2 separate regions of the Homo sapiens genome follow, and region 2 is linked to region 1. Evidence: chromatin contacts called from ENCODE Hi-C or POLR2A ChIA-PET data. All regions are on one chromosome and are shown on one strand. The core of a region is the stretch at or near the end of the contact, and the rest is flanking DNA. Distances in the headings are between cores, read along the strand shown.

The links. Hi-C counts contacts between places; a loop is a spot of excess contacts on that map. ChIA-PET counts read pairs that join two places held with the same protein, here RNA polymerase II (POLR2A). Pooled maps may share reads with other maps.
Region 2: a loop to region 1 is called in a pooled map, with 3 times the contacts of the local background. The contact joins the promoter of ARHGEF2-AS1 here to the enhancer-like site in region 1. A Hi-C loop is called at or near these places in 6 of 50 pooled maps. POLR2A ChIA-PET finds 5 or more read pairs at or near these places in 10 of 52 experiments (AG04449, BJ, GM12878 and 7 more).

Annotation. Positions count from the first base shown.
Region 1 is chr1:155,891,611-155,897,616 of GRCh38, forward strand. It overlaps the pseudogene LOC124904686. Among named protein-coding and RNA genes, the nearest start is that of RIT1, 17 kb to the right of the region's middle. Within about 2 kb of position 2,166, at least 17 of the 41 ENCODE cell types and tissues checked have a DNase peak (open chromatin) inside an H3K27ac peak, as active enhancers do; they include HCT116, OCI-LY7 and PC-3, where a contact is called at or near this core.
Region 2 is chr1:155,988,935-155,994,940 of GRCh38, forward strand. ARHGEF2-AS1 (ARHGEF2 antisense RNA 1) reads left to right here and starts at 2,440. Exons shown (of 2, transcript XR_001738248.2): 1 at 2,440-2,576. RefSeq lists enhancers at 336-415, 1,286-1,355.

The DNA.
Region 1 (6,006 bases), core at 916-3,415:
AGCAATGTAAGTTTACACATAGGGCATCATTTTTCAGAAAGCTGAGAAAATATCGATTCTTAACTAGTATAACTTTTACGAGACGGCAAACTGGTGAACATCCCAATTGCCTAACACTGTCTATACTAGGGTCAATACCACCTTCTGGACACCTCTAAGAAATGCTCAAAACTCTGTTTGGCCTTCAGGAAACAAAGTCCTAAAGGAAGTCCTAAGGCTCAACAGGCCCAGGATTAGATGCGCTAACAGAAAATTTTGAATAAAAGTATGGGAATTCATGAGCAAGTCTTGTGTCTAAGCCTGGGGAGCTGGTTAGTTCACCTCAAATACTACTTTTTTTTTTTGAGACAGAGTCCTGCTCTGCCACCCAGGCCGGATTGCAATGGCCTGATCTCAGCTCACTGCAACCGCTGCCTCCCAGGTTCAAGCAATTCTCCTGTCTCAGCCTCCCGAGTAGCTGGGATTACAGGCATGTGCCACCACACCCAGCTAATTTTTGTATTTTTAGTAGAGGCGGGGTTTCACCGTGTTGGCCAGGCTAGTCTCGAACTCCTGACCTCAGGTGATCCGCCCACCTCAGCCTCCCAAAGTGTTGGGATTACAGGCATGAGCCACCATGCCCAGACAGTACATTAAATCTCAATCTAATTGAAAGCCTCTGACAGGGCCATAAGGAGAAAAACTCATTTTCTTTCTTCTTATTTACATTTTGAGACAGGGTCTTGCTCTGTTGCCCAGTCCGGAGTGCAGTGACATGGTTCACTGCAGCCTTAGCCTCCTGGGCTTGGTTAATCCTCACACCTCACCCTCCCAAGTAGCTGAGTAGCTGGCATCACAGGCATGCACCACCACGACACACGTGCTACCACACCTGGCTAACTTAAAAAAATTTTCTGTGGAGACAGGCTGGTTGGAACTCCTGTGCTCAAGCAATCCTCTTGCCTCGGCCTCCCAAAGTGCTGGGATTACAGGCGTGAGCCACCACGCCCAGCCTATGTAGCTATCTGTCTGTCTGTCTATCTATCTATCTATCTATTTATCAATCAATCATCTATCTATCTATTGAGACAGGGTCTCACACTGTCACCCAGGCAGGTGTACAGCGGCACAATCATAGCTCATTGCAGCATCCACCTTCTGGGCTCAAGCAATCCTTCCACCTCAGCCTCTCAAGTAGCTGGGACTACAGGCACACACCAGCACACCCAGCTAGTTTTTAAATTTTTGTAGAGATGGGGGTCTTGCTATGTTGCCTATGCTAGTCTTGAACTTCTGGCTTCAAGTGACCGTACCACTTCAGCATTCCAAAGTGCTGAGTTTACAGGCATGAGCCACCACACCCGGATGAAACTGGATATTTTCATGATTTACATTCACTCACATCAAATCAGCTTCTTCTCAGGCTTTTTTCCAAGTTAACATTTAGTTATTGTTTACCAAGCAGTTGAAATTGCTATGTGTCCCTTACTCCTTCTCATTCTCCCACCATTCAATCCAAATCTGTGTCAGATTTTGCACGTTAGAATTAGAGGTGCCCACTGAAAAGAACTGAGACTCTAAGAACTGTGAGCTTTTTTTTAAATTCACTGTTGAATTCCCAATGCCAACACATTGCTTGGCATGCAGCGGATACCCAAGAAAGGCAGGCAGGCAGGGAACAAAATATTGTCTGGGAAGCAGACTTAAAGCAAACCTGAAAAGGCTGTCTCTTCTTCCTACTTATTCTGAGTTGGAGTTTCAAAAGAAGTTTGGTATAATGATCGGTTTTGGTTTTGTGTTTTTTGATGATGGTGGTAGGTGTGTGTTAGTTGCAACTAGACCCATGTATTTCTCTTCGGGAGTCTAAGGACATGAAAATAAGAGTGTCCAGAATGTTTTGGGTGGGAATGCACAATTTAATTCTCTGGCTGACTAGATTGATGTACATGCCTTCCTGGGCAGCAGAGATTTTATGTTGGATTGCAGTGTATTGAGCACTTGGACCCATCCTCATAAAAGCCATACATTTCTCTGCCTCTGCCCCCTCACCTGCACACTCCTCTGCCAGGAAACTAGGGAAAGCATTTTGTGGGAGATGTTTTGGAGCTAAAGTTTTTCTTCTGGCTCAGAGAAAACTGCAATAAACTCTGGCAATAACTAGCTCCAGGAAGGGCAGGAAATGACACATGTCCCCACTGCAGCAGCTTTTGTTCAAAAAACTGAGTGACTTCATGATATGATCACGTGTGCTGTGGAATGTATGCACTGAACCAAAAGCTGCTCATCATGAGTTTTTTTTTAAGCAAACATTATTAGATAAAGCTAAAACATTTCAGTAGTTTTGTCTCAAGGCCAACTCATGGTTTTTTGTTTGTTTGTTTGTTTTTGAGATGGAGTCTCGCTCTGTCGTACAAGCTGGAGTGCTGTGGCGCAATCTTGGCTCGCTGCAACCTCCACCTCCCGGGTTCAAGTGATTCTCCTGCCTCAGCCTCCCGAGTAACTGGGATTACAGGCGCGTACCACCATGCCTGGCTAATTTTTGTTGTATTTTTAGTAGAGATGGGGTTTCACCATGTTGGTCAGGCTGATCTTGAATCCCTGACCTTGTGATCTGTCCACCTCAGCCTTCCAAATTGCTGGGATTACAGGCGTGAGCCCTGTGCCTGGCATATGTTTAAAAGTTGATTGGACAGCTTTGTACAGTGACAGGATTATAGCCAATGAGGCATGATTATTGCTAATTGAAAACTTTTCCCAATACCCTGGCATTGGCAATTTTTGACAATCTCTATGGAGACTGAACTTAAAAAACAAAAGTTGATTGAAAAAAAATTTTTTTTTTTTTTTGAGATGGAGTCTTGCTGTCGCCCAGGCTGGAGGGCAGTGGCACGATCTTGGCTCACCGCAACCTCTGCCTCCCGGGTTCAAGCAATTCTCCTGCCTCAGCCTCCCAAGTAACTGGGATTACAGGCGCATGCCACCACACCCAGCTAATTTTGTATTTTTAGTAGAGACAGGGTTTCGCCATGTTGGCCAGGCTGGTCTTGAACTCCTGACCATAAGTGATCCATCTGCCTCAGCCTCCCAAAGTGATGGGATTACAGGCATGAGCCACCGTGCCTGGCAAGATTTCAAATTTCTGTACGAGTTTGGAAAAGGCATAACACTACCAATGACTTATTAGGAGTCTACTACATTTACTAATTCCTTCCTTTTTGAATTCCTATAACATTTCCAGTTTGAAGCATATGACTTATTACTTTAAGACTGACCTCTAGCTGTTTTATATATACAAATTTTATTTATTTTTTTGAGACGGAGTCTTGCTCTGTTGCCCAGGCTGGAGTGCAGTGGCATGATCTCAGCTCACAGCAAGCTCTGCCTCCCAGGTTCACACCATTCTCCTGCCTCAGCCTCCCGAGTAGCTGGGACTACAGGCGCCCGCCACCGCGCCTGGCTATTTTTTTTGTATTTTTAGTAGAGATGGGTTTCACCATGTTAGCCAGGATGGTCTCGATCTCCTGACCTCGTGATCCACCTACCTCAGCCTCCCAAAGTGCTGGGATTACAGGCGTGAGCCACCGCACCTGGCTACATATATAAATTTTATCTAAGCTCCAGAGCAGGAATAACATATATATATTTTTGGTGTATATATATATACAATATACATGTACAAAAAAAATATATATATACACTTTTTTTTTTTTAAATACAGAGTCTCACTGTTGCCCAGGCTGGAGTGCAGTGACACGATCCTGGCTCACTGTAACCTCCGCCCCCTGGGTTCAAGTGATTCTTGTGCCTCAGCCTCCAGAGTAGCTGGGATTACAGGTGTGGGCCACCACACCCAGCTAATTTTTTTTTTGTTTTGTATTTCAGTAGAGATGGGGTCTCACCATGTTTCTCAGCCTGGTCTCGAATTCCTAAGCTCAGGCAAACTGCCTACCTCCACCTCCCAAAGTGCTAGGATTACAGTCATGAGCCACTATGCCAGCCCGTATTCTATATTCCTCTGAATCCTTCACAGCTCTTTAAAACAGTGCTTAATACATGGAAGAGGCTTATAAATACTTCACCTGAAATTCCATTACTTATTCTAACAGAGGTTACATTAGAAAATGGAATGCCATTAAGTATGAGTAATTTAATCAAAGAGGGGAACAATTTTTTTTTTTTTTTGAGATAGAGTCTTGCTCTGTTGCCCAGGCTGGAGTGCAATGGCGCAATCTCAGCTCACCACAACCTCTGCCTCCCGGGTTCAAGCAATTCCAATTCTCTGCCTCAGCCTCCCGAGTAGCTGGGATTACAGGCGCCCACCACCACGCCCAGCTAATTTTTGTATCTTTAGTAGAGACAGGGTTTCACCATCTTGGCCAGGCTGGTCTTGAACTCCTGACCTCGTGATCCACCTGTCTTGGCCTCTCAAAGTACTGGGATTACAGGCATGAGCCACTGTGCCCGACCAGGGGAATGATTTTTTAAATCAAGTGAAGAAAAAAAAAAAAAAGAGACGGAAAGAAAAATGGAATGCCACTCCTCCAGTACCTGTTTCTAGTGGACACTGACAGTTACTGACCATTCAAAAATGTTAAATAGGCAGGGTGCAGTGCTCACACCTGCAATCCCAGCACTTTGGAGGCCAAGGCGGGCAGATCACTTGAGGCCAGGAGTTTGAGACCAGCCTGGCCAACATGGTGAAACCCTGTCTGTACTAAATATACAAAAAATTAGCCAGGCGTGGTAGCACATGCTTGTAATCCCAGCTACTTGGGAGGCTGAGGCACAAAGATCACTTGAACCCGGGAGGCAGAGGCTGCACTGAGCTGAGATGGTGTCCCTGCACTCCAGCCTGGGCGACAGAGTGAGACTGTTTCAAAAAAAAAAAAAAACTTAAATAATAATGAGGACATAAAAATCCACTCTTGGGCCAGGTGAGGTGGCTCAAGCCTGTAATCCCAGCACTTTGGAAGGCTGAGGCAGGAGGATTGCTTGAGGCCAGGAGTTTGAGACCCGCCTCTACAAAATATGTAAAAATTTGGCACGGCATGGTGGCATGTGCCCGTAGTCCCAGCTACTGAAGAGGCTGACGCAGGAGGATCTTTCACTTAAACCCAGGAGTTCAAGGTTACAGTGAGCCATGATCACACCACCGCACTCCAGCCTAGCAGACGGAGACTGTCTTTTTTAAACCAAAGACAGGCGAGATACAGTGACTCACACCTATAATCCCAGCACTTTGGGAGGCCGAGGAGGGTGGATCACTTGAGGTCAGGAGTTTGAGACCAACCTGGCCAACATGGCAAAACCATCTCTAATAAAAATACAAAAATTACCTGGTCGTGGTAGTGCGCACCTGTAATCCCAGCTACTCAGGAGGCTGAGATGGGAGAATCACTTGAACCTGGGGGGCAGGGGCTGCAGTGAGCCCAGATCACACCACTGCACTCCAGCCTGAGTGATAAGAGTAAGACTCTGTCTCAAAACAAAAAAATCCATTTGTTTAACGTTCAAATTAGGTCCTCTCTACCAACACTGGTGGCCATTTACAGTAATGGAGATTAAATGACCTTCAGGTAAAAAGTTATCATTCTTGGCTGGGTGCGGTGGCTCACACCTGTAATCCCAGCACTTTGGGAGGCTGAGGCGGGTGGATCACAAGGTCAGGAGATCAACACCATCCTGGCTAACATGGTGAAACCCCATCTCTACTAAAAAATACAAAAAATTAGCCAGGTGTGGTGGCGGGCGCCTGTAGTCCCAGCTACTTGGGAGGTTGAGGCAGGAGAATGGCGTGAACCCAGGAGGCGGAGCTTGCCGTGAGCCGAAATCGCGCCACTGTACTCCAGCCTGGGCGACAGAGCGAGATTCTGTCTCAAAAAAAAAAAAAAAAAAAAAATCATTCTTTCACTTTTCATTTAGTGTATTTACTTATAACAACTTTAAGTAACCCTTGATCAGGTAGCAAATGTGCTGTCATTTTCCATATGTGTTTTTCCTGTCTCCTCCCAAGAGGTAATCTCTTCA
Region 2 (6,006 bases), core at 1,190-3,689, 98 kb after region 1:
TACACCCTCATCAACACAGAGGCACCGACACAGAAAGGAAGAAACAGAGTCTTGGAGAAAGAGACAGAGGCAGGGTACCCGGAGTCAGGGACAGAGCACACAGACCCAGGGGAGCAGACAGAGGTGCATAGACGATAGATTCCCATTCGCTCAGATGGAGCCAGAGCAATGCCCGGGCACAGAGAGACCCAGCAGCTGGCAGAACAGAGGAGACGTAGGATAGAATGGTGGCTAGACAGGCGAGGGGCAGGAGAGGAGGAGCAAGGCAGGGGCCTTCATGGGGATCTGTCTGTCCGTACCAGCCGGGAGGCGTAGCCACCCTGGTGCTGCAGTCCCAGAAAGGTGTCCAGTCCTTCTCGGATCTGCAGGAAGAGGGCCTCCTTGGGGCCTGGGCATCCCGATGCTTGCAGTCTCCTCCTGAAACACACATCGCCACCACTACCGTCTGTATCCAGTGGCCAGTGACGGGCACCAGGGAGGAACACTGCCTCGCCTCAGCCCAGCCCTGTTGCTTGCCCCCAGCCCAGCCCTTCCTGTTGGCATAAGCACAGCCCAGACCCAAACTGGTCCTACTTTGGGGCTCTGCTTTGCCAGGGCTGCAGAGTTGGCTGTGGGCAAGAGTGGCCCCTGCTGGTCAAAGGGCAGTACTGCCTCCAGAAGAAAGCCAGGGTTCAGGGGAAGGCGAACAGCAAGAGCAAGCTGAATTCTCCCTCCTTGCCTGGTTGCTGATGCCAACCTTTGCCCCTGCTCAGCCAAATAGTGCACTCAGGACTCCCTTCCCTCTCTAACCAAGGGGCAGAATTAATGCCTGACTGTGAAAGGTGGGTGACACTTGAAAGACCCTGAGATACAGTTGGTGCCACATAAGGGGGGCCCAGGCATTTGGGCATCTCTGCTTTCAGCCAGCTACCCTTAGGAAGGTGCCATGAGCCCTGCAGGCATTGCTTCTCATCTGAGTTCCCACCCAAGCCAGTTCAGGGACAAGGCCCAGGGTCCTCTCCCCTCACTGAAACCAGCCAGCCCTGCCCGGGAGCTAGGGAAGGTTGGTTCACTCACCAGAGCTAAAGGAACTTGTTCAAGGGGACCATTGTCAAAGCAGAGAGACAGTGCCCTTCCATGGCCAGCAGCCCCTACAATGTTCACTCACACTGAACTCTTCATGCTGACCCCCGGACCTTCTCTTTCTGACTTCCTCTGACTTTGGGGAAGTGGTCAGGGGTTTTCCAAGGGAGGGGGAAGAGATGATCTCTCTGCTCCAGTCCACCAAGCCTATGCAGAAGTCTGAGCAAGAACAACTGATCTCATGTGGCAATGCGGGACCATGAGTTAATCCAAGACATCCTGGGTTGTCCTCAGCCTGCAACCAAAAGCCCGGCAAAGGCCTGGCAATGGGGCAGGCCAAATGTCCCAACCGTGAGACCACCTCTCTCAAGAAATCTCTGAAAGTTCTTTGGGCCTCAGTTTCCTTATCTGTAAAATGAGGAGATTGTGCCATATGCTCTCTGAGTTCCTTTGTGGTTCTATTACACCATTATGTGGTTCTATGAAACCCACCGTGGGAGGCAGAAGCAAGAAGATCCAGTGTCCTGATACTCCCCCTGACTCCACACCTCCCTCCCACTCCCACCCTCAGTCTTCCCTGAGAGAAGGAGGTAAGAGCCACTGTGGAGAGGCATATTTTGGAAGGCAGCATCCATCCTCCCCCAAAGGCCCACAAATGGGATTGAGCTCTGGTTCTCCAGGGAAAGGACTGAGGGCCCAGGTCTCCTTGATTCTTGTTGTTCTTCGGATGGTTGTCTCTTGAGGGAGATGACTAGAGAGTTATCTAGTTCCTTCCCACTTTCCCATTTTCTCCAAGGTCTAGGCCTGGAAGGAAGGAGGTACAGGAGGTCCCCTGGGGGCTTACGTATTCAGTGGGCCCTCGAGCTCCCTGCCAGGCCCCCAACTATGTCTTCTGAAGACGTCTTTGTTTTCGGCCGTGGGCCCGGAAAGCCCCTGACCTTTGGAGGGGTACAGCATGCGAGCCATTCCCCTCCTTTATTTCCCCATCTCTTCTTCCTCCAGTTGTTCTCTGGATTCAACTGCAGAAAGGCAGAGGCCAGTGTGGCCTCACGGGCACCTTGTCTCCACCTGCTCAGAACACGTCTGGGACGGCTCTGTTCGTGGGAGACACACACAGACCAGTCTGCGTCAGCAGGAAATAAGAGTGAGCAGGGTTCTAGAACTCTGAAACCTTGGGACTAGAAGTGTGTCACAGTCAGCTGGACTTAGGAGTGCCTAGCCACCACTCACTTTACTGAGACACATAACTGGATAATGTGTCACATTGTGACACATTGTGACCTCAGGGTCACATTGTGACACATTGTGACCTCAGGGTCACATTGTGAATTAGCTGCAGACTCAAGGCTAGAACTTAGGTTTTCTGGATCCCAGTTCAGTGTCCTTTCTAGTACATAAAGAGATCCTCATTGTCTCCTTCTTATTCCATTTACTGAGGACTTATATAGCAGAAAGCCAAGCAAAGAGAAATAGATATTGTTCCTATCCTCAAGGAATCAGAGTCTAGTGAGTGGGTGAGTGTGTGTGTGTGTGTGTGAACAAGCAAAAGAACAAATCACAGATGACTCCATAACTGGCTCACATATGCCAAATGCCACAAGAGAAGTTTCAACAAAAGGCTTTAGGCTGTTAAAGGAGTGAGGGCACGTGACCAGTTGGGAGACTCAAAAAAGGCCAGGTGCGGTGGCTCAGCCAGCACTTTGGGAGGCTGAGGTGGGTGGATTGCTTGAGCCCAGCTGTTCTAGACCAGCCCGGGCAACATAGCGAGACACTGTCTCCACAAAAAAACAAAATGTTAGCCGGGTGTGGTGGCACGTGCTTATAGTCCCAGCTACTTGGGAGGCTGAGGTGGGAGGATCACTTGAGCCCAGGAGTTCAAGGCTGCAGTGAGCTATGATCATGCCACTGCACTCCAGCCTGGGTGACAGAGTAAGACACTGTTTGCTTTTGTTTTGTTTTGTTTTGTTTTTTGAGACAGAGTTTCGCTCCTGTTGCCCAAGCTGGAGTGCAATGGTGCGATCTCAGCTCACTGCAACCTCTGCCTCCTGGGTTCAAGCGATTCTCCTGCCTCAGCCTCCCGAGTAGCTGGGATTACAGGCACACCCCACCATGCCTGGATAATTTGTATTTTTAGAAGAAATGGGGTTTCACCATGTTAGCCAGGCTGGTCTCAAACACCCAACCTCAGGTGATCCGTCCGCCTCAGCCTCCCAAAGTGCTGGGATTACAAGCGTGAGCCACCGTGCTCGGCCTTGTTTTTTTTGTTTCGTTGTTTTTTTGTTTTTTTTTTGAGACAGAGTCTCGCTCTGTCGCCCAGGCCATAGTGCAGTGGCGCAATCTCAGCTCACTGCAAGCTCCACCTCCCGGGTTCATGCCATTCTGCCATTCTCTTGCCTCAGCCTCCCGAGTAGCTAGGCCTACAGGTGCCTGCCACCATGCCCAGCTAATTTTTTGTATTTTTAGTAGAGAGGGGGTTTCACCGTGTTAGCCAGGATGGTCTCGATCTCTTGACCTCATGATCTGCCCGCCTTGGCCTCCCAAAGTGCTGGGATTACAGGCGTGAGCCACTGCGCTGGGCCTGTTTTTGTTTTTAAAGGGGAGGAGGAAACAGAAATAAGCAGATGGCCTTTGAGATGTGCCTGGAAGGGTAAAGTGGTTAGGATTTGGCCAGGGTAGAGGGAGAGGATTTTAGGCAGATAAAGTAGCAGGGGGAGGCCGGGTACGGTGGCTCACTCCTGTAATCCCAACACTTTGGGAGGCTGAGGTGGGCGGATCACGAGGTCAGGCGTTCAAGATCATCCTGGCTAACACGGTGAAACCCCGTCTCTATTAAAAATACAAAAAAATTAGCTGGGTGTGGTGGCGGGTGCCTGTAGTCCCAGCTACTCGGGAGACTGAGGCAGGAGAATGGCATGAACCCAGGAGGCGGAGCTTGCAGTGAGCTGAGGTCGGACTCCAGCCTGGGCGACAGAGCGAGACTTTGTCTCAAAAAAAAAAGAAAAAAAATTAGCCGGGCGTGGTAGCGGGCGCCTATAATCCCAACTACTTGGGAGGCTGAGGCAGGAGAATTACTTGAACCTGGGAGGCGGAGGTCACAGTGAGCCAAGATTGTGCCATTGCACTCCAGCCTGCATGACAACAGCAAGATTCCATCTCAAAAAAAAAAAAAAAAAAAAGGTAGAAAAAAGTAGCAGGGAGAAAAGGTTCATGAGTGATAAAGTGTTGTGATTTCTCTTTCTCCCTCTCCCTCTCCTCCCCCTTCCTCTTCTTCTCCTTCTTCTGATGGAGCTTCACTCTTGTTGCCCAGGCTGGAGTGCTATGGCGTGATCTCACCTCACCGCAATCTCTGCCTCCTGGGTTCAAGTGATTCTCCTGCCTCAGCCTCCTGAGTAGCTGGGATTACAGGCATGCGCCTCCAGGCCCAGCTAATTTTGTATTTTTTTTTAGTAGAGATGGGGTTTCTCCATGTTGATCAGGCTGGTATCAAACTCCTGACCTCAGGTGATCTGCCCACCTCTGCCTCCCAAAGTGCTGGGATTACAGGTGTGAGCCACCATGCCCGGCATGATTTCTTCTTCTAAGAGTCTGGTCATATGCAGAGTGAAAGCCAGTCTGACCTCTCTCCATGGTGCAAAGAGAAGGGCTCCAAGCATCAGCCACAGAGCACACATTTCCTCCACTCTCTCCCAAATGGGCGTTGTTCTCAGTGCCCAACACTCCCGGTTGGCATCATGGCTTGCCTCAGTGTGTCTCAGAATTAAGAACCCTCAGGTGCTCTTAAAGTTGAAAATGATAAGCCCCACTCCAGAAAGAAGTGCCAAGTCCCAGAGTACCAGGGGCAGGAAGGGCAGGAAGGGAAATAGCATTTACTGCATACCTCTGTACACTTCACTCTTAGGCCATGTCTCTCTCGACCTTCTGCTCTAATGAGTCTCCCAGGCTCCCTTTCTCCTGGGACCACTTCTAGCTACTTAGACATCAGGAGTGCCCAGAAGGATCAGGAAGCCGGGACCCAAAACCTTCCCTCTTTCAAGGCTTTCTGTGGGGCTGTCAGACCTTCTCCAGGTTGTCTTAACCACCCCAGGGAAGTCCAGGTTATCAGTTATTGTCCCTTCAATCTACTTTCCTCCGTCACTGCAATCTGTTCACTGCCCTCACCCCACCCAGAGCAGCTGAGAAGAAAGTGCTGCGCCACAGGCTGGGCGCAGTCGCTCACGCCCGTAATCCCAGCACTTTGGGAGGCCAAGGCGGGCAGATCACGAGGTCAGGAGTCCGAGACCAGCCTGGCCAATATGGTGAAACCCTGTCTCTACTAAAAATGCAAAAATTAGCTAGGCATGGTGGCACGTGCCTGTAGTCCCCGCTACTTGGGAGGCTGAGGCAGGAGAATCGCTTGAACCCAGGAGGCAGAGGTTGCAGTGAGCCGAGATCGCGCCATTACACTCCAGCCTGGGCAATAGAGCAAGACTCCGTCTCAAAAAAAAAAAGAAAGAAAGTGCTGTGCCTGGGGTGGCTGTGTGCCTGTTTACCACAGGGAAGGGAGGGAGGCAGGTGCTCAGGCCTCTACAGACGGCAATGCTATTCCCCCATTGGGTGGGTGTCTAAGGAGAGAAAAGGAGAAGCCTAGGAGAGTGGCCATGGCCCTGTGCCCATCTGTGCTCATCGCGTCTGGGAGCAATGGACAGGGAACCCCTTAGCCAGCCACCAGGAGAGATCCTCTCCCTCCCTGCCTACAAATGGGCCCTGTGCCATCAGGTATGTTGGGTACAAACAGGATGAGCAGATCTACAGGAAGCAGGTCAGAGCCTAAGGGCCATGGCAGGGTCCCTCCCAACCAGTGGCCTCCAAAGCTGAGATTTGGAGGCAGAGGGAGGTTGACAAAAATACTGTGAAAAGCTGGGGTGGAGAGAAGAGTAGGAACTGGAAATATACTAGGAAAAGGGG